Regions from separate parts of the Mus musculus genome. Here all the other regions are linked to region 1. The links are chromatin loops, found by intact Hi-C in ENCODE. Cell type or tissue: left cerebral cortex. All regions are shown on one strand. Each heading gives the region's core, and the rest is flanking DNA. Links, peaks and the distances in the headings are about the cores only. Region 1 holds the start of Mir6921 (microRNA 6921). Region 2 overlaps Atpaf2 (ATP synthase mitochondrial F1 complex assembly factor 2). Region 3 overlaps Nt5m (5',3'-nucleotidase, mitochondrial).

Evidence for each region. Peaks named below come from ENCODE experiments on the same cell type or tissue, not always from the same donor. Only the 100,000 strongest peaks of a DNase experiment are listed, where the experiment ranks them.
Region 2: a loop joins it to region 1, with 4 times the contacts of the local background. A loop is called at or near these places in 20 of 42 quality-filtered maps.
Region 3: a loop joins it to region 1, with 3 times the contacts of the local background. A loop is called at or near these places in 5 of 42 quality-filtered maps.

The regions. Positions count from the first base shown.
Region 1 is chr11:60,196,037-60,203,000 of GRCm38, forward strand. It overlaps Rai1 (retinoic acid induced 1), which reads left to right. Exons shown (of 6, transcript NM_009021.2): 5 at 1,753-1,802; 6 at 1,995-3,159. The coding sequence ends at 2,009. It overlaps Srebf1 (sterol regulatory element binding transcription factor 1), which reads right to left. Exons shown (of 19, transcript NM_011480.4): 12 at 6,726-6,894; 13 at 6,123-6,225; 14 at 5,760-5,869; 15 at 5,544-5,676; 16 at 5,210-5,375; 17 at 4,599-4,799; 18 at 4,390-4,501; 19 at 3,048-4,115. The coding sequence ends at 3,886. It overlaps Mir6921 (microRNA 6921), which reads right to left and starts at 4,581; the gene lies at 4,502-4,581. Mir6922 (microRNA 6922) reads right to left here and starts at 6,291; the gene lies at 6,226-6,291. In left cerebral cortex, for the core only: a CTCF peak has its summit at 3,790 (motif pointing right); DNase peaks (open chromatin) are centred at 2,270 and 3,802; H3K27ac peaks cover 359 bases.
Region 2 is chr11:60,408,900-60,415,863 of GRCm38, forward strand. Atpaf2 (ATP synthase mitochondrial F1 complex assembly factor 2) reads right to left here. Exons shown (of 8, transcript NM_145427.3): 2 at 687-731; 3 at 361-506. Among named protein-coding and RNA genes, the nearest start is that of Atpaf2, 4.7 kb to the right of the region's middle. In left cerebral cortex, for the core only: a CTCF peak has its summit at 3,497 (motif pointing left); a DNase peak (open chromatin) is centred at 3,479.
Region 3 is chr11:59,876,314-59,883,277 of GRCm38, forward strand. It overlaps Nt5m (5',3'-nucleotidase, mitochondrial), which reads left to right. Exons shown (of 5, transcript NM_134029.2): 5 at 1-220. Among named protein-coding and RNA genes, the nearest start is that of Nt5m, 32 kb to the left of the region's middle. In left cerebral cortex, for the core only: a CTCF peak has its summit at 3,792 (motif pointing right); a DNase peak (open chromatin) is centred at 3,829.

The DNA of each region.
Region 1 (6,964 bases), core at 803-5,802:
ACACCAGCCTGACAGGCTGATGAGCCAGCAGTCCCAGCAGGGGAGGGTGGTTGTCTGGTAAAGGTGGAGCCATACATGCTAGAGACTGCAGGACAGAATTCACAGGCCTTACAATGGGAGAGCAGGCATGGGGCGCCTGGTTTCCTCACTTTACAATGTTGATCTGGGCAGGGCTAGCATGGGAAGATTGGGCATTTATAGCTGGGTTAAGCTCCTGACCCTTCCATACCCAGTTTGGTGGCTTCTTAGTACCTTCTGGGCCAGTGCTGTCTGCTTCAGGTGGTTGGCCTAGCACATCCCCTGATAGTAGCGGGGCCCTAACAAGGAACAAGGCTTGTAGCTTGTTTTTTGTTGGCCAAAGGTGGGTCACATAAAGCTCCGGTTTGGAGGGTGGGTGGGGACTACAGAGCCAGGTAGCCGAGGGTAGGGCACGGTAGGAGGCAGTCTCTGCCATTGGGCTCCTGACCTCAGCATTGGGGCTTGATGGGGGACTCTGAATAGCTATCAGGGAGGTGGAGCCCTGGGAAACAGCAGTCATGGCAAATGACAAGGTCAGAGTGCCTGGCCACGTGGCTAGGAGTACAGGAATAATATACCACATGGGCCAGCCACTCCTAGGTGTCCTCAGACTCCTAGGTTGCTAGAAAGGACTGGAAACCCCCTTTTGCCTCTCACAAGAGCATAGCAGCTATAGCACAGGATCCAGTTTAAACATCTGTATTCAGTCCCAAAGCTACCCCCACCCCAGTTCCTGCTCTCAGCTGAGCTGACTGGGAAGTAGCAAGGCCCCACTGTTAGCAAGCACCCGTAGGTTATAGCTAAACCTTGGTCCAGTGTAGGTGCAGTCCCAAACGTGTGTGCCTGCGTGCACCCACCCCCAGCAGTTGGCCCTAGAAGACAACCTCTCCTGCAGCTTTCTCAAGTGACATCCACCTCCCTCCCCTCTGGGTGGAGAAGAGGGAAGGAAACAGGAAGTTCTGCACCATCCCTAGTGTGAGATGGGAGGCGATGTCTGGGAAGGTGAGCCCCGATCAGTAGCCGAGAAGGGAGCAATGATGGACCCAGGAGGCCTGTAGGTAGAGCGGACACCAGAGGACAATGGCTAGGTTTTCTTATGGCAGCTGGCAAGGACTCATGATAGCAGCACACTGCCCTGGGTAGGAATAACAACTGGCTTGCTTAGCCATCCTTTGTGGACATCTGGGGGATTCATCTAGACCTGGACCTTGTAACCTCCTACTGCTGTCTCTTAAGAATAAGCCCTTCCGTGTGGAACATTTCCTCTGAACGTGAAGAAGGATCATGAGAGCACACAGTAGGTGACATTGTGATTGATCTACAATATAGAGGCTGAGATTCTGTAGCTGACATTTCAGTCAAGACCTGAGACTCCACTCTGCAGTTGTCAGTCACCCAAGCAATCATGGGGTGCTTTCTGAGCATGGACCTCTCCTGGCCACTGTGCAGGAGGTTGGGTCAGGAGTGGGCATGTCTGAGAATGAGTGTTCCTTCTCCTTTGGGGAGACCTGGGTAGGAGGGAGATGGCCAGGTAGTGGTGGCCAGGGTGGGGGTGGGGCAGGGGGGGTGTCTAGGAGTGGAGGCCAGGAAGGGACATAGCAGGGTAGAGGCAGAGGGGCTGCACCTCTGGGGGGATTTGGACTAATGAGGGTTCTGAGCAAGACCAGGGCATCAGAACTAACACTGGCAGCCAGCCGGCTCTGCATCACCACAGAAACTTTTCTTTGCTCACAGGTTGCACGTTCATTGAGGAGAATTTTACTTTGAAGTGCCCCAAACATAAGGTAGGTGAGCAGGCTCCCCAGAGAAAGCATTCCCTACCTAACCCAGTTTCTCCCTGCCCTGCCAGAGAGTAGGGAGGGGTGCAGGCTGGGTCCTAAAGTTACTTTGCCAGTCTAGGGTGATTGCACAGTTCTTGTGGAAGGACAGGGGTGGCAGCGGCTGGTGATAACAGTAACGGGCTGTCCCTCCCACAGAGGCTGCCGTTGTAATCCCCGTGTGGCCGAAACTCCGAGGAAGAAGAGCTGCGCCCACAGCCGGTCCTTGATCCCATCCAGGGTCTAGGTTCCGGCTGCCTTGGGCGCTGGCGTGAGGCCTAGGTTGCGAAGAAAACCGGGGCCAGGCTTGGCGAAGGCAGGCCAGGGAGTGGCCAGACCCAGGGCACAATGTCTCAGGCGGGGGGCAAGTCCCCTGCAAGTTCTGAAAAAGACGTGGCATGCAAGCTGTGCCCCTGGGAAGAGGCTAGGCTGCTGGCTCAGTGGACGACGTGGGGCAGACCCAAGCCTTTCTTAGAGGCCCAGCGGCGGGGGACATGGCTCAGCACTTGGCATGGATCTGCCCAAGATCGTGGCAGCCTGGGCTCAGGCCAGTCTATCCTTGATGCGGGCTGGCCTGGGGTGGCGCCCTATGGCTTCTGTTTGTCCCCTTTCCAGTCTTCCACCCCACTGTTGGAGCCCCGTCTGGAAGCCTGAGGAGACTGGGCCTGGCTACCCTCTAGCAGATGTGCAGCTGTCCCAGACAAAACACCAACATGGGATTCAGGGACTGCCACTCAGCTCACTCGGCTCATAGGCGGAGACAGTGCTAGATTCGTGTACAAACCTGTGTACCCCTCTATATATATGTTACATAGAATGTATATATGTTGGGAACATGCTCGCTTCTGTGTGTCGCTGCTGTGCGTCGTGTGCTCCACAGCACAGAGCCCTAACCTGGCCTTGGCTGGGGTCGGGGCCAAAGTGATGCCCCTTCCCCGAGCAACTACCACCATCACCACCACCACGGCCAGCCCCCACCTGTCCGTTTGTGTCCTCAGCTCTGTCCACGCTTTAATAGGCCTGATGCAGCCCCTTCTCCCTGCAACGTTCTGTACATATGACTGTAAAATGGTAAACGTGTGTATTATATCTGGCCTCGTTATATAGTGTATATATATGTATACATATACATATATATAATATATATGAAGACTGTAAATGTTAAGACAACTAGTGTTCTTATTAGTATATTGCTTCACACTGAAGATTGTGTGTATCGAGCTGTTTCTAAAAGATGTTTATTTTCCTTAAGAGTTAAAAAAAAAAAAAACAGTCATTGCATTCAGAAAAAAAAAAGTCAATAAAGATACCACGATTGTTTTGGAAGTGTGCGGCCTGTGGATGCCGACCAGATTCCCTAAGGGGTTGGGAGTAGAGGGAAGGGGCCGGGGGACACAAACAGGGTTCCCAGTCTACTCACTAATGGGCCCTGATCCTTCGCCTATGCTGGTGCACAGAGATGACTAGGGAACTGTGTGTGTTTCTGGATATACGGGGTTATTACCTGGTGGAGGGCTGGAAGGCAAAGGAACAACTGAGACCATCAAGGCCCCTCAAGGGTTATGAGCCATGAGATCAGAGGGCCAAGGTGGCTCAACATAGCATCACCAAGCCAGCAAATACACCTTACAACAGATGGGAAGTCCGGCTTCCCAAAGGACAAGCCAGGAAAGATAGCAATCAGCTGAGGCAGACATCTGCCTACCCAGATAAACAAAACTGAAGTTATAAATAATTTCATTTTTTAATATTCTGTACAAAATTTCTCAACCTATGAAAATAAAGTTTGCAAAAGTCAAAGTAGTACATGGGCCTGCCCTGGAGCCAGGCCCAGCCGGATCTACACTATGTACAGGTCTCCCAGGGTGAGCCTCAGCTAGGGAAAAGCCACTAAGGTGCCTACAGAGCAAGAGGGTGCCATCGGGCCAGTGCAGCCTCTGCAATTTCCAGATCTGCCACTAGAGGTCGGCATGGTCCTGATTGCTTGTCAGGCTCACCCTCTGGAAGACCACAGCCAATGACAAAGGTCCTCAAGGGAAAGCTTTGGGGTCTAGCTGGAAGTGACGGTGGTTCCGCCGCCCAGGCGCAGGAGCATCTGCTGGCAGTCCAGCAGTAGCCGGTGATCGCCAAGCTTCTCTACGGTGCGTGCCGCCTCGGCCAGCATGCTCATTCGCTGCCCAGGAGCCGACAGGAAGGCAGGGGGCAGATAGCAGGATGCCAACAGCAGGGCCTCGGTGTGCTCCCGCCATGTGGGCCGTGGCTCCAGCTCAGCTGTAGTGCCTGCACAGATCACATCAAAGGGAGGGAGGCTTAGGTCTGGCCGAGCCCACACCCCATGTGCAGGACAAAGTAGCTGAGCTCTTCCACGTGGAACTCCCAGTCTGGCTGCTTTCTCCACTTGGGCTGGGCACACAGGGGGGCTCAGCTTCTTTCCTATGACTGCCTCAAAAACTGTCATCCCCGCTGATTTCTGTAAGTCAGCTCTCAGTATGTCTCACTAGACCAAGACGGCCCCTGACCCTCACCAGCCCTGTAAGCACAGCCACCTCCTCACCTCCTTTGCCACTGGAACCTGCCCTCCTCCTCAGACTGCGATCCAGGAGCTGGTGTGTCCGGGCAGGACTTGCTCCTGCCATCAGCCGAGCTGTGGCCTCATGTAGGAATACCTGAGAGGCAAGGAGTAGTCACCCGTTTCAGATTTACTGTCCCCCCACTCCCGGCTTCCTACCTCATGCCCCTCAGTGTGAGAACAGTGGGACTCACCCTCCTCATAGCAGGCCGGAAGCTCTGTGCCAACCGCCGCAGGCTGCTCAGGTCATGTTGGAAACCACGCAGCTCCAGAGCAGAGGCCTGGGGTCCATTGCTGGTACCGTGAGCTACCTGGACTGAAGCTGGTGACTGCTGCCGCTGCCACAGACTGGTACGGGCCACAAGAAGTAGATCACACAGGAGCAGCTGCATGGCCTGGGATAGCAGGCAGGGCAGAGGGAGGAGTTTCCCTATGGACATCAAGCTTTCCCTAGCTGAGGGCCACCCTGTCTCAAGGCAGCGTCAGTAAGGGCAGGAAGTCCACAGCACTGGGGCCTGACTCCAGGTTGCATCACTGAAGCACTGCATCTGCCTCAACACATGCACCGCCTCCTGCTACAAGCCCGCAGTCTTCCCAACAATGGCTCCCAACAGGAACCCTGCCAGTCTGCTCCCCACACCCTCCTTCCTGGTGGTGGCGAAACAGTAAAGCCCCCTCTCCCCAAGACTTAAGCCGTCGTTAAAACTGAGGTAAATCCATTTAGCATTATTCTGTACTAACACCAAGAACCTGGAAATGGACAGCTGTGACCCTGGCCTAGACAGGAACCCACCCTACCCCTCACCTTGTCAATGGAACTGCCAGTTGGTGTAGAGGCTAAGCTGTCCCGCAGGTACCCACTGGCCTTCTCACAGATGGCCAGGCTGGCTGGGCTAGATTCCACCTTTCTGTGGTCCAGCAGAGCCCGGGCAGCCTTGAAGGAGTACAGAGCTGCCCTGGGCAGGGGTCTCCTGTTGGGGCCATGGCAGACATAGGAAGTTAGACCAAACTACAGCCCTCCCTGAGATCTCCCGCCACGGTTCTAGACTCCTGGGAGGACAGCACTGTCCTCCTGTACAGATATTTAAGCAAAGTACTGCGGGGCTGACTGGGCGGGAGGGACCTGGCTGGGGACTCACTCAGTGTCCTGCAGCACCTGGGGGATATGCTCTACCAGTGGGTACAAGCGCTCAGCTGCCTCTTCATCCCGCCTCAGCCAGTGGATCACCACAGCTGTCAGTGAGGCCCACCACTTGGCCACTGGGTCTGGGCCTACAGAAGAGGGAAAGGTGCTTGACTTTCAGCCACACTGTATCTGGGTCTGGCAGGAGTCAGGACGGGGGTCTGGAGCTCACCAGTGGTGGCAGCCATGCTGGAGCTGACAGAGAAACTGCAAGCAGGAGCCCCGGCAGCATCAGAACAGCTATTTAGCAACTGCAGATATCCAAGGGCATCTGAGAACTCCCTGAGGCAGGAGAGAGCTGTCAGGACACATAGCAGCAGTCTCGGGTTCTGGGTGAAAATGGCTCTCACCAACCGTCCAACCAAGCATAGTCTGACCCTAGGATTCTACAAAAATACCACCTGTCTGGCTGATAGGGGAAAGCAAGACCCAGAGAGGCTCTGAGAACAGAGTCTGGCTACTCAAGAGGTTGGACAAGGCTTTCCCAGATGCCCTTGTTGTAGGTCTTGCCTGGGAGTGACACAGACAAACTCACCTGTCTCCGTCAGCTGCCCCTGGGCTGGGCTGAGCAATACAGTTCAACGCTCGCTCTAGGAGATGTTCACGGAATAGCCGGGTCACCTGGGCCAGCGGATCCACTGTGAGAAGGGTGAGCAGAACAGAGGTTAGGCACCCTCCTCTCTACAGTCCCCTCCCACACCAATGCCTTAATAAGCTGGGGCCCCAACCCAGAGCTACTTCCTAGTTCCAAACCCTAACAGACAGACAGTGATGGGTCCCTGCCCTCATAAGCTTGATGGGGAAGAAGGGGTAGGCTGTGCACAAGCTACACACTGGAAAGGAGAGCCTATTTAGTCACATACCCATGGCCCTGACTCTGCTCAGGACTCTTCCTAAGACAACAATGGTGTCCCCTAGAGTCACCTCTCATGTCCCCCATTGTCTGCTGACCCATACTGCTTCCTGCTTCTAAAGAACCTTGGCAAAATCCAGCAAAAGCCACCTCATAGCCACCTCACAGCCCCAACCCCACAGGGCAATATAAGCTGGTAAGTGAGGGCATTCAGAGAAGAGGGGACAGTGCAATGTGACATAGGGACAGGGATGAGGCAGGGGTAAGAACAGAACGAGAAAGCACCTGGGTTCCCAGCCACGCTGTACAGGCTCTCCGGGGGGGCACCGTGCACGGCCCAGTCCCCGTCCACAAAGAAACGGTGACCTACAGGGTGGCAGAGCCACTGCATGGCAAGAGGCACCGAGCCGCTCTGTGCTAGGCAGGCCTGGCGGGCGCTGCTCAGGAAGAAACGCTGTAGGGAAGGAACAGAACTGTCACACTGGCTCCCAGTTGGATCCCAGGAGGGCCTACAGCCCACCTGC
Region 2 (6,964 bases), core at 619-5,618, 210 kb after region 1:
CCGTGTCTCAAAAACCCAAAACCAACCAAGCAACAAGAATAAAACAGAATGGGGGTAGGGGGAGCACTGGGAGTCATTAATGGTGACTTCTGTCCAGAAACCAGGGGAAAAACAGTCACACAACTCAGTTTAGTGTTCCAAGTAGAGCAGACTACCAAGTAGCCAGGCCAGACATGGAGAGCCCTTGACCTGTTCAGTGACAGATGGTTTAAGTGTGGTTGCAGATAGGCAGACAGGAGCTTTGCCTACCCCAGAGCCTTGTCATAATATGGAAAGAACTATAAGTTTTTGCCAGGAAGGCTTGGGGAGCATCAGGTCAAAGTCTGTATGATAAAAGTCTGCTTGCTACAAGTTTGTTACCAGGTGCATGGTGTAGAACTTGATGGTATCCTGCTGAGAGTCCCATTCAGTGGCCACTGCGATGGCCAGGGCTTCGCTGGGGACAGTAAAAAGCTTGGCTTGGGGAGTTTTCAGCTTTCTGTGGTCCAGGTTTATCTCAAAGCCACCTTAAAAGATCAAATGAAAGTTCTCAGGGAATGTGGATTTGAGTGACCATTCCTGTCCTTTAGCAACAAACTTGGTGCACACAAAGACAACACTGACATAAGTGCTACCGTCATCTGGCTGGAGACAAAAGTTTGCCCCAACAATTCACAAAAAGGCCATCAGATTTCTCAGACACTTACCTTCACCCTGTGAGATGCTGACATTCTGATAAAACCTCTTCCTTTCTGTAAGACAGATTTTTCAGAGACAATTTAAAGTAGCATCAAAAGGGCTCCAGAGACAACACCACTTGTATCATCATTGCTAATGCTGACTGATTGGCTTGATTTTCATATTGCCATTCAAGGTCTGCCCTAGTCTGCAGTATCCTCAACAGCTTCCGATTAAAGCTAGGGAAAGACTCTGCAGGGACAAGGGGAGAACGGGACTTGATGGTTATGGCTCTCCTAGTCTCCAAGCCTGTACATCACACATTTACATTCACACAGAAAATAAAGCTAACAAAAACATCTCCCATCTTCTCTAACTCATGTATTTAATTAACCAGCTTGCTTGTATATTCAAGAGGAACTCCAAATATTTCCTTCAAGGGGGATAATCTGTTTTATATGTCTTTGTTAGAATTACAGGAACTTATAGAAACTTCATATGTGTGCAAGGCAGGGGGAGGGTCCTGGGGAGGGTTTGATAATGAATAAGATAGAAAAATCCTTGTCTTCATGTACTTTAAATTTTTTATAAAGTTATCAGACCTCCAAAAGAGGCATGGAAATAAGAGGACTAGTTGGAAAAAGGGGGTGCAAGGGGGGAGGGAATGAAAGGATAATGGAGAAGAATATTATATTATCATCAAAGATTGGACACTAAAGGCTCATATATTTGCATGCTTGGTGGATCTCATTGGTGCATTGTTGGGAACGATTAGGAAGTGAGGCCTTGGTGAAAGAGGTGTGACCCGGAGATGGGCTTTGAGGTTTCAAAAGCTTATGCCAGGCTCTGTCTCTCTCTCTGCCTGCTGCCTGTGGATCAAGATGTAGCTCTCAGCTACTTCTTCAGCACCATGCCTGCCACCATGTTTTCTACCATGACGATATGGTCTAACCCTTTAAAACTATAAACAAGCTTCCATTAAATACCTTCTCTTATAAGAGCTGCTTTGGTCATGATGTCTCTTTACAGCAATAGAACACTGACTTAGACAATATATATGTACAAAATTATAAAAGAATAATTATAAGAATTATCAGCTCTGGCCACTGAGATAATGATACAATTGACCATATCATCTGAAACTATAACACCATTCTACTATTGCACACATTCTACAACAAAATAGGTAAGTTTCTGCCACCGTTAAATTTCCCTACTTTATCTGCTACCTGGTGGGCTGGCCACAGCCTCCTTTCCTATCTGTGATTGAAGTTGTATACTACATCCACTGTGCATTCTGGTGCCTCTACTGGGTAACATGCAAAAGTCTGGCCAGGCAGAAGTCAGTGAGAACAATTCTTGACACAGGCTTGAGAAATGGGTGAAAGAAATGGGACACAGAAAGGACAGAAACTGACTGTGAAGGACCGACTCTCCCAAAGCTGCCAGGACAGCTAAGTTTCCTATAACCCTCATCTTCTAGCATGCTCTGCTAGCCAGGGCTACCTCTATATCTGAATAAGAATTTAAAAGTATGGATAGTAAGGTGATTAGAGAGGAAATAAAGACACACAGAAAACAAGACAGTAGAAAGGCAAAAGAACCCAAGAGATAATGGCTTCATATTCAAAGGCTTTAGACAGGGCTTTTCAGTCTGAAGTTTTGACACAGGGCAAACACCAGTCTTCCTACTGGTCCTTACATTCAAGGACCAGCCTTGGGGATGAGATGTGCTCTCCAGAGGTTCTGTCTAGTGAGAGCAAAATGAATAAGTGACTTCAATGACAGCAAGAACATGTGGATGGTGGGAATCCAGACTGAGGAATCCTTATCCCATCTTGAGTTGCAAAAGGACCTCTGAGCAAGCAGTTAAGAGTTCATATGTGGGGGCTGGAGAGATGGCTCAGTGGTTAAGAGCACTGACTGCTCTTCCAGAGGTTCTGAGTTCAAATCCCAGCAACCACATGGTGGCTCACAACCATCTGTAATGAGATCTGACGGCCTCTCTGGTGTGTCTGAAGACAGCTACAGTGTACTTAGACATAATAAATAAATAAATCTTTAAAAAAAAAAAAAAAAGAAAAGAATTTTCAGGATTAGAATGGCTTACATGAGGCTCAGTTGATGAAGTACTTGCTTCACAAGTATGATGATCTAGTTGAATGCCCTGTACCTATATAAAAAGCCAGAGAATAGTCATGTAGCTTTCAATACCAGTGTTGAAGAAGTGGGAACAAACAAGAGGATCCCTGCAGCTTGCTGGCCATTTAGCCTAGCCAATTCAGCAGCCCTGTCTCAAAACACACGGAGAGGGTCAGCAAGATGGCTCAGCAGGTAAATGTGCTTATCATGCAAGCCCAATGACCTAAATTCAATCCCCAGATCCCACACAAGTTTGAAAGGAGAGATGACCACATAAAGATGGTCTCTGTCCTCCACATGCATGTGTGGCACATATATCCAGACACATATACAAACAATGAAAAACAAAGAGGCAGCCATAAGAAAACAAAAACAAAAAACAAAACAAAGACAGGAGAGAACAACTTTGAAAAGCTAGTCATAAGAAGAATGAGAAATTAATAACCTCTAGTTTTCTTCCCTGAGACGTTGCTTAAGTCCATATACAGAAACAAGTGGTTTTCAGTGTCACTTCCTTCTTAAATCCCTCTTGTCTAATGTATGGTTATTCTACCACTCACAGTTTAGGAGCTGCCCCCTACCCCCCACTTTTAAGAACCTAAAGGCACAGGACTACAATTCCCAGACTACAATAAAAATCTGTGTCAACCATACAATCATGATACCGTTATCTTTTAAAACAGCGCCATCTGGTGGGTCTTGGACCTTAAAGCTAAATTCAAAATAGTTAACCTTTTATAATCCTATGACATCTCTAAGTGGTGGTTTTCAGACATCAAAATTCGTTTAACATAAACATATAAAGAAAGCCTCCAACTCAGGCCAGGTATGGTGGTGTGTGCCCTTAACCACAGCACTGAGGAAGCAGAGGTAGGCAGTTTGAGACCAACTTGGTCTACATGGAGATCAAAGCCATCCAGGGATACACAGAAAGACCATCTCAATAATTAATGTAATTAATAATCCACACTGAAATACTACATCACACCCTTTGAGGTGACTATAATAAAAAAGTCAGACAATAACAAGTTTTAGTGAGGGTATAAAGAAATTTGAGACTTCATGCACTAGTACTAGAAATTTAAAACATTGCATCCACCTTAAAAAACAAAAAACAACCTTAAGGGCTAGGAGGTGGGGACACAGGTATTTAATCTCAACAACTGAGAGCAGAGGCAGATGGATCTCTGTAGTGTGAGGTCAGCCTGCTCTACAATGCTAGTTCCAGGACAGCTATGGCTATACAGAAAAACTATCTTGACACCCCTCGCCACCAAAAAACCCCCAAAAAACAAAAACTAATCTTACTATTCCTTAATGAGCTAATTTCCATTTGATCCAGCAATTTTAAGCTTAGAAAATATAGCCAGGAAAGATAAAACCAAACCCATGCAAAAACTTGTACACAAAAAGTGCTGTATCAGCATCATTCATCATCATTCATTACTCAACCAAAGAGTAAGAAACAACTCACGTGTCCATAAATGTGTATTTCTACACCAAGCTATTCAGCAATAAAAAGACTGGACTATGGATATATGTATGATACAACACAGACAGACCTTGAGAACATAAATACTCAATTACTAAGTAGAAAAGGCTAGTCCTAAGCTCCACACAATGCAATGTCTAAAACTGAAATCTTTAAGGAAGTAATGGTTGCCTACGGCTGGGGAGATGGCCAGGCAGGTGGATGGTACTAAAGGGTACTCGCTGCCTTTTTTTTTTTAATGTGTTTAGGAATTTTGCCTGCATGTATGTCTATCCACGATGTGCACGCCTTGTGCCCAAGGCCAGAAGGCATTTGATCCCCCGGGACTGAAGTTATGGATGGCTGTGAGCTGCATGTAGGTGCTGGGAACCAAACCCAGGTCCTCGGGAAGAGCAACCAGTGCTCTTAAGCCTGAGCCAGCACTCTATCCCCTACGGACTACTTTTTACCATGATAAAAATGTTCTTAAACTGACGGTGATGGTCATTCAAATTAGTGAATATATACTAGGGAATGTACTGTATGCTAAGTAAATTATATGTATTAGATTTTTAAAATTTTATCTCACCTGTGAGTGCTCTGTCTGACTGTATGTACATGTGCTATGTATGTGCTTTGTACCCACAGAGGTCAAGGTCAGAAGAGGGTATCTGATCCCATGGAACTGGAGTTACAGATGGCTGTGAGTCACTATATGGGTGCTGGGAACTGAACCCATTCCTCTGTAAAAGCAACAAGTGTTCTTAATCTCTGGGCCATCTCTCTAGCCCCTTAAGTAAATTATATCTTAATAAAGGTATTTAAAATTCTGCCAGGGTCAGAGAGATGGCTCCGTGGGTAAAGGTGCTTACAAGCAAGTCTGATTCCAAGTTTAATCTCCCAAGCCCATGTAAAGGTAGCAAGAGAGCACCAACTGTCAGAGGTTGTCCTCTCATCGCCACATGTACAGTGGCACATGGATGCCCAAATACATGCATACACAAATAAATATATGATAATAAAAAATTCTTGCAGCCAAATACATAAGTGCACTATTTTCCAAATTGCTTTTCATCTGGAGTGGAGGTCCATACCCTAGGCTGTTCTGGCCAATATAATGAAAGCAGACAATATGTATGAGTATGTGGCTTTGTTCCAATAAAACTCTACTTCAAAAGCAGATAGCCGTCTGGTCCCTGACACTCCTATGAGAATGGCAAAGCAGGTAACGTCTCTTAAGTGGCAGAAACTTGGAGAAGCTGCCTTGGACAGGAGGCAATTTGTAAATGGTAGGAACAGGACAGGACTTCAAGCTTTTATTTCTTTGGGAATTTACCTCATATGCTGCTTCTCCAAACTACATCCTCCTCTGGGCAGAAAACAGCAGGAGGGTGGCAATGGCCTCACAAAGGTCTCTGCACTGCAGGACCTCCTCCTCCAACCCCACAGCGAGCCCTTCCTTCAAAAGCCTCTCCTCTCCTGACAAGTTTCTATGGTGTAGCTGTTCCTAACATTGACAAGTGGATTCTTAAAGAAGAAGGACTTAATAATTTACATACTTCAAAGATACACAAAAATATCTCCCACCTGGGGAGGACAAAAAGAGCAAAGCATACCCTAGGGAGGCACGGCATAAACAAAGGAACACATTCAGGAGTTCACTAAATAGGCAAAGGGTCAATTTAAGCGCATGGATGCTTTTTGTTTTCCATTGTGGAGGTGCTTGATCTGCCATCTTTTCTTCTGTATTACAGACTTACCAGTTGGCTCTTAGCATTATTTAGCACATAGTAGGTAGTCAAAGGTGAAAGAAAATAGGAATGTATGAATGAATGGGGCACAGAGAGCTATCTGTAAGTCAAGCCCGTTCTCCTCCTCCCCATACCCCATGACCTCAAGTGATCCTATCTCAGGCTCCCAAGCAGCTGATACATGTGTGTGACGCTACTCTTAGCTTCTTCCTTTGTCTTTACTGGCTTTTTCTGCCCCACTTTTAGGCCTTCGTTTGTGTCCTGATAAGCAAAAATCAGCTCCCTGGTGCATCCACTCCCTTCCCCAGTTATATAAAATCATGGGCTATAGACCATTGAACGGCTCACCACGTATAGACGCTGACCACTAAACCCAACATCCTCAGTTCAGTCCCTCAAAGCCACAACCAAGTCCTGCTGGTTGTCCTCTGACCTCCATGTGCATGCCAAGTGCACACACAGATATATACACACTAAATGAAACAAGAAATTATGGGATTTACAGCCTAAAGAATTCTTAAAGGCAATCTCATGCTTCAGATCACCAAAGAAAGCAACATCATACATGCCCAAGACCACAGTACCTCAGAGATTTTGCCAACAACAGACCCCAGGTTTGTACTCTTATGCCAATTGCCAAACTGCCTATGGAATTGTTGCCTAATGAGGGCAGTGTTGCAGCAAGACCTCTAACACCCAGTCATCACCTCTGGACATGTTACACCCCCTTTCTCCCCCATCAAACTCTTACTCATCTCTCAAGCCCCAGTTTAAATGCCCTTTCAATCACCCTGTACACGCTCATCCTTGTGATTTCTTAAGTCCTTCATAGTTCCCATATCACAATATATTGCAAACTATTGTTTCGTAAGCATAATGAATCCTGCATCTGATGTTGAGAATCATTCAGGTGAGACCACATGCCCTCAACACAAAACAACTA
Region 3 (6,964 bases), core at 971-5,970, 320 kb before region 1:
CCCCTGGCAGGCATGTAGGTACCTCTACTGTAGAATCTTGTCCAGCTTACATACTTAGTCTTTCTGGATTTCCATGGCCACCAGGCTCTTTTGGAGGCCACCGAGACCCTCCCTACGGTCTCTTGCTCTGGTGTTCTTAGATCCCATTAACAGCCCAGAAAGGAGTCAGCAGGTGTGAATATTTGTTGCCAATATGAAAAATAAATGCTACTCACACATAGCCTGTGCTGTGGCCTTCTCTAGAACCTGCCCCAGGATCCTCTAGTGTGCCATCTGCTTGTGATATAAGCATACGGGAGTCCCACACACTGATGAACAGGACAGAGGTGGGCATAGCTCACCCATGTGTACCTCATGTACCTCGCATGGTACCATATGGGGGCAAAGGCAAGATGGCCTGGATGGTGGCATTGCTGGCAGCCTGGTGGTTTCTTTTGGTCCCATTCATCTGAGGGAGGCACTGCTGCCTGCTAGCACCTTCTCTAACACTGCATTCTCTCCTCACCCTGCAGGTAGGCACAGGGCCTCGTCCCTACTCTTCTCCCAAGGCCAAGTTTCCAAAAGACCTAGAAATTGCTGTTACAACTGTAGCATTTGTTCCCTGTGAGCGGAACTTCTGGGTGGTATCACCAGACCAGCCACCTCACAACTGTCCTCTTAATAATTTGAAAAACAGTGCCCTTGAAGGTCAGTTGCATTCTCAAAACCCTGGCTTGAGATGGGCACAGTGACGCACACCTGTTTCCCAGCATTTAGGTTGATGCAGGAGTATTACTGTGAGCTCAAGACCAGCCTGAGCTATGTAGTCAGTCTAGACCAGTTACATTGCAAAACCCTGTCTAAAAACATTGAAAGCCAGCACCCAATTTGTTTCTGGGTGTTCACGCTGAGCCTTCACGCTGCCTTTTGGTACCTACGGCAGAGGATCTTCGGACTTCCTGGGGACTGGCTTAAGGAGAGAGAAGGACAAGAAGAGAGCCCTGGCTTTAGAGCTGGCCAGGGATTCCATTTCCCACCCTTTACTCTTAAGCACCCAGCTCCATCACCCAGGCTAGGTAGGGAGGTCTCCAACCAGACCAGAGAAGGATGGCCCAGGAGCCACTGCCTGCCCTGGGCTCCTCTGGATTTCACCATATGTGGCTTTCCATAGTCCTGCCCCATTTTTGTCCCTTGGACTGGTCAGGTGCTCTGCCAGTGTCTTACTGCAAACACATGGCAGTTCTGTCACTTGATTGTGGAACTCTGGCACAAGAAGGGCAGCATCTGGGAATGCCCTGACCCGTGCCTACTCCAGAGAGCCTTTACTCTCCTGATGCACAGATCACTGTTAAGCTACAACCTGTCCTTTCTTGTTCATCCCCAAGGTTACACATTAATATGGACATTGCAGTATAAAATATCTTCAAGCTTAAAAGCCCTGCAGTCTTACCAGTTCAAACACTTTTAAAAATTCAAAGTCTGTTTTAAATCTAAAGTCTCAACTATGGAATCCCATAAAATGAAATTTAAGTTGAATATGTATATTTTTTAAGAGGGAAGAATCAGGACATAGTCACAATGCGAACAAAGCAAAACAAAACTCCAGCTTTAAAAATGCAGTGTCAACGACTCAGTCTTCTACACCCCTTCTAAGGCTTGGGTCACTTTTCCAGCTCCACCCTCTGTAGCACACACAGCTTGTCTTATAGGCTCCAACTGGGTCCACTTCAGTGCTGCTGCTGTTCTTGGCGGTCCACCCATGGTCCTGACATCCAAGAATGCTGGGGTCTCCTGCTGCAACTGGCCTGCGCTTTTACCAGTAGCCTCTTCCGGGCTCTCTTCATGGTGCCAAGCCTCAACTTTGCCCATGACCTTTCAAACCAGGAGCTTCCACTGCTACTCCAGCTGTGCCTTCACTAGTGGCCTCTCAAGTGCCAGGCTTCAGTTGCTCTCCATGACCCCTTCACACCTCCAAAACCAGTAGCTCTTGGCAGACTCTTACCCATGACCAAGTTCAGGTGCTAACATGAGGTACAACCAGGGCCACCTCTGGAACAGCTTGTGTGCTGACTCAGGAAACACTTCCCAGGAGATTCCACCTCAGTGACGCTGGTCTCTTCTTAGTCACGGCTAATTTATCTCCAGCTGAGCAGCATCCATTGTCCCAGCCAAGCAAAGGTTTCACTTCAGCGTGTCTGGTCTCTTGTCAATCACAGCCGATTCTTCAGCCCAGCCGACCAGACACCACAGATTCTGCACACAGAAGGCCCGTGGAGTCTTTGCTTCCCTCTGGAACTTGACAAGCCATCACACCCTATTCCCCTGGCACTAACTTGTCTTCAGGTTTCTATCACTGTGATGAAACAGTGACTGAAGCAAGTTGCAGAAGAAAGGGTGTATTTGTCTCACACGTCAACATCCGTAGTCCACCACTGAAGGAAGTCAGAAGGAACACAACGGAGCAGGAACCTGGAGGCAGGAGCTGACACAGAGGCCATGGAGGGATAGCTTGCTCCCTGTAGCTCACTCATCCTTCTTACAGAACCCAGGACCACCACCATTCCAGAGATTGCACCACCCACAAAGGGCTGCCCTCCCCCACTGATCATTAACTAAGAAAATGCCCTACAGATAGATCTTAGGTGGATATTTTCTGGATTGAGTTTCCCTCCTTTTACTTAACTCTAGCGTGTCAAGGTGACATAAAACTAGCCACCATATCTGCTGAGGTTTGCAGCGCTCTCTGGGTTTCTCCCTCCTACCTCCTGCTCAGGGAGTTTGTGGTCTCTGGGGCCCTTCATGGAGTAGCCTGGCATCCAGTCTTCACTAGTCCTCCTATTTATACTAGGGTTGCTGAGAGCAGCATTTGACCAATCCTGTGGTGATCCAGGAGGACCAGGAGGCCCTCCTCACCAGTTAGGGACACTCTTAGGCAAGCTCCTTCAGAGCCCAAAGCTCTGCTACCCTTCCAACAAATGGTGCTCCCTGTCTGGGAGGCTCCACTGGGTATGAGAAGGCCCCAACTTCTTGTCTGTCCTTGCAGAGACATGGTGAGAGTTTTACGCACTGGATCCTTCTGGAGGTGCCCCAGGAGTCTGAAAGCTGTCCCCAAAACACAGGCATCAGTGGCTGCGTTTATCTGCTGGGATTCTGTACCCAGGGAGCACAAGGGCTGGCATTACCTCGTCGGTGCAGTCGAGGAAGAACTGCCAGTTAGATTCCTGAGTGTCGCTCATCAGACAAGTAGCTATCAAGCACCCATGGCTGAGGACTGGCAGGGGAAGTGGAAGCACCCACTCTCTCTCTCTGTGCCCAATGTTGTGCCTTCTTTTAAAAACGACTCTACAGGATAAAAATACATGGAAGCCACATATGAACAGCCTCCCCAGTGAGTGTCTCTGCGGTTTGAAAACTCCTTGATTAGATCTGCTACAGCTGGCTTGAATGTACAGACTAGGTTTCACAGAAGGTCAGTAACAACCAAGCTACTTGCCACTTAATGAACGCCTGCCTGCACAGAGGACTTGTGGACTTAATGCAAACTCCAAGAATCTATTAATTAGTTCCACTACTGGGCAAATTCTAGAGGTTCTCAACCTGTGGGTCGTGACTTCAGGTGACATATCAGATATTTACACTATGATTCATAACATCAAAATTACAGTTATGAAGTAGCAACAAAATAATTGTATGGTGTGGGGAGGGGTCACCAGAGCATAAGGAACTGTATTAAATAAAGTGTTGCAGCATTAGGAAGGTTGAGAACCACTGAGTGAAACAAATCTGACAGAGGAACTACAGTTTGTAAAGATGGCCACTTGATGGCGCCAGAGGACTGGCTCCAGAACCTTGGAGCCCTTTGTGCCTCCCTGAAGCCTGCAGTCATCCCTGGGAAGTCTCAGCCTGTTGTTCCCAGCCACCAGCATTTCTCTCTGACCTAGGCACCTTCTGGGCTGGGTCTTGGAACCTCAGGCACTGTTGTCTGAGCACTGGGATATGACTCACATCAGCTGCTCCCCCCACTGAGAAGGGCCTGGCATTATTGGATGTGTGAGTCTCCAGGCTCAGCCAGTGCAGTTCTTCCCTACACAGGCCCCATCTCCAGCCTGGAGCCTCTGCTTTCCGACCCCACTGACCCAGGCCCTGCCCTGCCCTGCCAGCGATCATCCTCCCAAGTCCCAGCCTTATGACAACTTACAGTCCTAACTCCACAGGACTCCGGAGTCCTAACTCCACAGGACTCTTATGCAAGGAGAAGAGAGTCTAGGGAAGAGGACAGAAGACCCCAATGCTTCCTGAGCCTATGCTGTGTGCTGCGATATCATAAATTTCCCCAAGTGACTATGAAGCAAGGTTAAGATAAAAAGAGGAAAGGTTTATTTTTGGTTTATTAGGGACTAAGACCAAAGCTTTCAGCCCACAGTCTGTTGGTCCTTTTGCTGTTGAGCCTGGGATGAAGAAGAGTATTATGGTGGGGTCACTCAGTGGAGCCAGTGTTCACTCTGTGCCTGAGGTGTGAAACGACAAGTGTAGAGGAGGGATGAGGGTCCCTTTGAGTATCCCTCCCAATGACCTAACTTCCTTCCCCTAGGCCCCATGCCCTACAGGCCCCCCCATATTACCTTCAACACATGGTCTTGCAGGGGGTGGTGATTTTACAATAAAAGCTAAGACCCACACTGACAGACTAAGCTGCACTTTCCCACCACCAAGCACACACACAGCCGAGCAGAGAACACAAGTGTGCTGTGTCTGTTTAATTTTTTCTGCTGTTTGTTGTTTTTGTTTTTCAAACAAGCTTTCACTATGTAACCCTGATGTCCTGGGATTCACTCTGTAGACCAGGCTGGGCTTGACCTCAGAGATCCACCTGCTCTGAACACAACACCCAGCACAAGGTCTGTTTTGTGGGGGTAGGAAGAAGGTGTGGGTGAAGCAGGCAGTGACATCCAGGGACAATGACAGTTTAAGCAGAGTCTGAGGTATTGTTGGTGGGATGCTTGCTGGTCTGCAAATGGAGACAGCAGGGGCAAAATGACACTGTGGTGTGAACCATAAAACCATAAGTACACTTAAGCCTGAGTAATTCATGCTGTGTGCGTGCGTGCGTGCGTGCGTGCGTGCATGCGAGTACATGCGTACATGCCTGCCTTCATGCATGGATTCTGGGAGTGAGATGTGGTCATCTAGGCACCACTGAGTTCATCCTATGGGAAAAAGGGATTAGACATCCCAGGAAGGGAAGAACCAAAACAGAAATGGAGCAACAGCGGCAGGTGCCAAGAAAGGAACTGAGGGACCTGCAAGCAGCTTACGGTGAGGGAAGGTGCAGGTCGCCAGTGGGAGCAGAGAAGTAGGAGCCAAGGCCAAGGCCAAGGGAGGGACCACAGATACAGGAAGGAGAAAGGAGAGCAGAGTAGCCCCAGTTCCTGAGAGGAGACAAACCATGCCACTGGGGAGTGAGAGGCCCTTCCCTTGCAGGACTCACCCCTGCCCTTTGGTCCCACATGGAAATCCTCCCGTGGGTGGACTCTCCCCCTACCCTGCCCCGACATCCATGCACTTTTCTTCCTGCAGTATGTAGTAATCTGTCACCCATTTAAGGTCCTGGAGTGGGAAAGCTCCCAGGAGCAGGAAACCGCCCCTCATACAGGGTCCTGTCCCTGCTTTCCTAGCAGGTTTAAATTCTCTAGACCCTCCTTTTCCTCCTGCTAGGGATGTTGCCAGCAGCAAGCACATTTCAGCAAAACACATTCAAACCAAGCAAGGGACTTAAGATAGCAGGAGGCTTTTCTTCGGGACCTCTCTGTAGAGGGGGGGGATGCCTGTAAGCCTCAGAGCCTGCCATGCATTTACAGGGCTGAAGCGAGTGGGGAAGAAGGTTGTAGACTTTTCTGGCCTGCAATAGGCCAGTGCTGGGGTGACTGGTGAGGTAAAGAACGGTAGATGATTGATAAGTGCCTCAGGGGGAGGGCGAATGTGATCAAAATACATTGCATGGAATCTCAGAGAATTACTAATGTTCTATTTTAAAATAGATTCCCATCTCTTCTGGCCATTGTCTGCTCTGCAGGGGTGGGGATGGGAATCACGCAGGCAAGTTACTTTAGTTTTGGAGTACTAATTATGGTAGTTAAAGGAAATAAATTACCACAATTTAACCGAGGTGGGGGAGGGTTTTTAAAAATGGCTTGGTCTTGGCTATCAACCACAGTGGATGACAGGCAGCTGGCTCCAAAGCAAGAGAAGTGGACACAAGGACCAGGAGTTCATTCGACCAGAGTCAGAATTCAGAACAGGTGTAATAATGCCGTCTGTGCACAGAACAGAGTCCTGGGTGGTTCAAGACTCACAGTGGAGACTGGGACAGTTAGAACCTGAATCATGACTAAAGGCCTCGGGAAATGGGCTGAGCCGAAGCATAAATACTTCTGAAGAGATGAGCAGTCAGGGGCCTGAGCTGAAGACTTCTAAACTACACACAAGGAGGCGGTGGGAAGAGGAGGAGACAGGGAAGTGTCTTTCTTACTTCACAAGAACACGCCCCAAAGAGCACAGAGCTGACCCTCACGGTGCCCCAGTACCCTGAGCCAGGGTTGATGTATGAATAGAGATTTTATACTGGACAGATATGTTGAACATTTACAATCTGAGGACAAAATAATTCTAAGCCTTTCTAGACCACCACCACCACCCCCCAAAAAAAGAAAGAAAAAAGAAAATGAGATACATATCTTCAGAATCCGAAGGAAAATAATTTCAGACTCAACCTCTGAATATAGCCAAATATAGGGAAAATCCCCCTGAGGGATGGAGAGATGGTTCGGCATTTTGTTTGTTTTCTAAGACAGGGTTTCTCTGTGTAGCCTTAGCTGTCCTAGAACTCGCTCTATAGACCAGGCTAGCCTGGAACTCACAGAAATCTACCTGCCTCTGCCTCCAGAATGTGTCTAAAGGTGAGCAACACCACAACCCAGTAAGATGG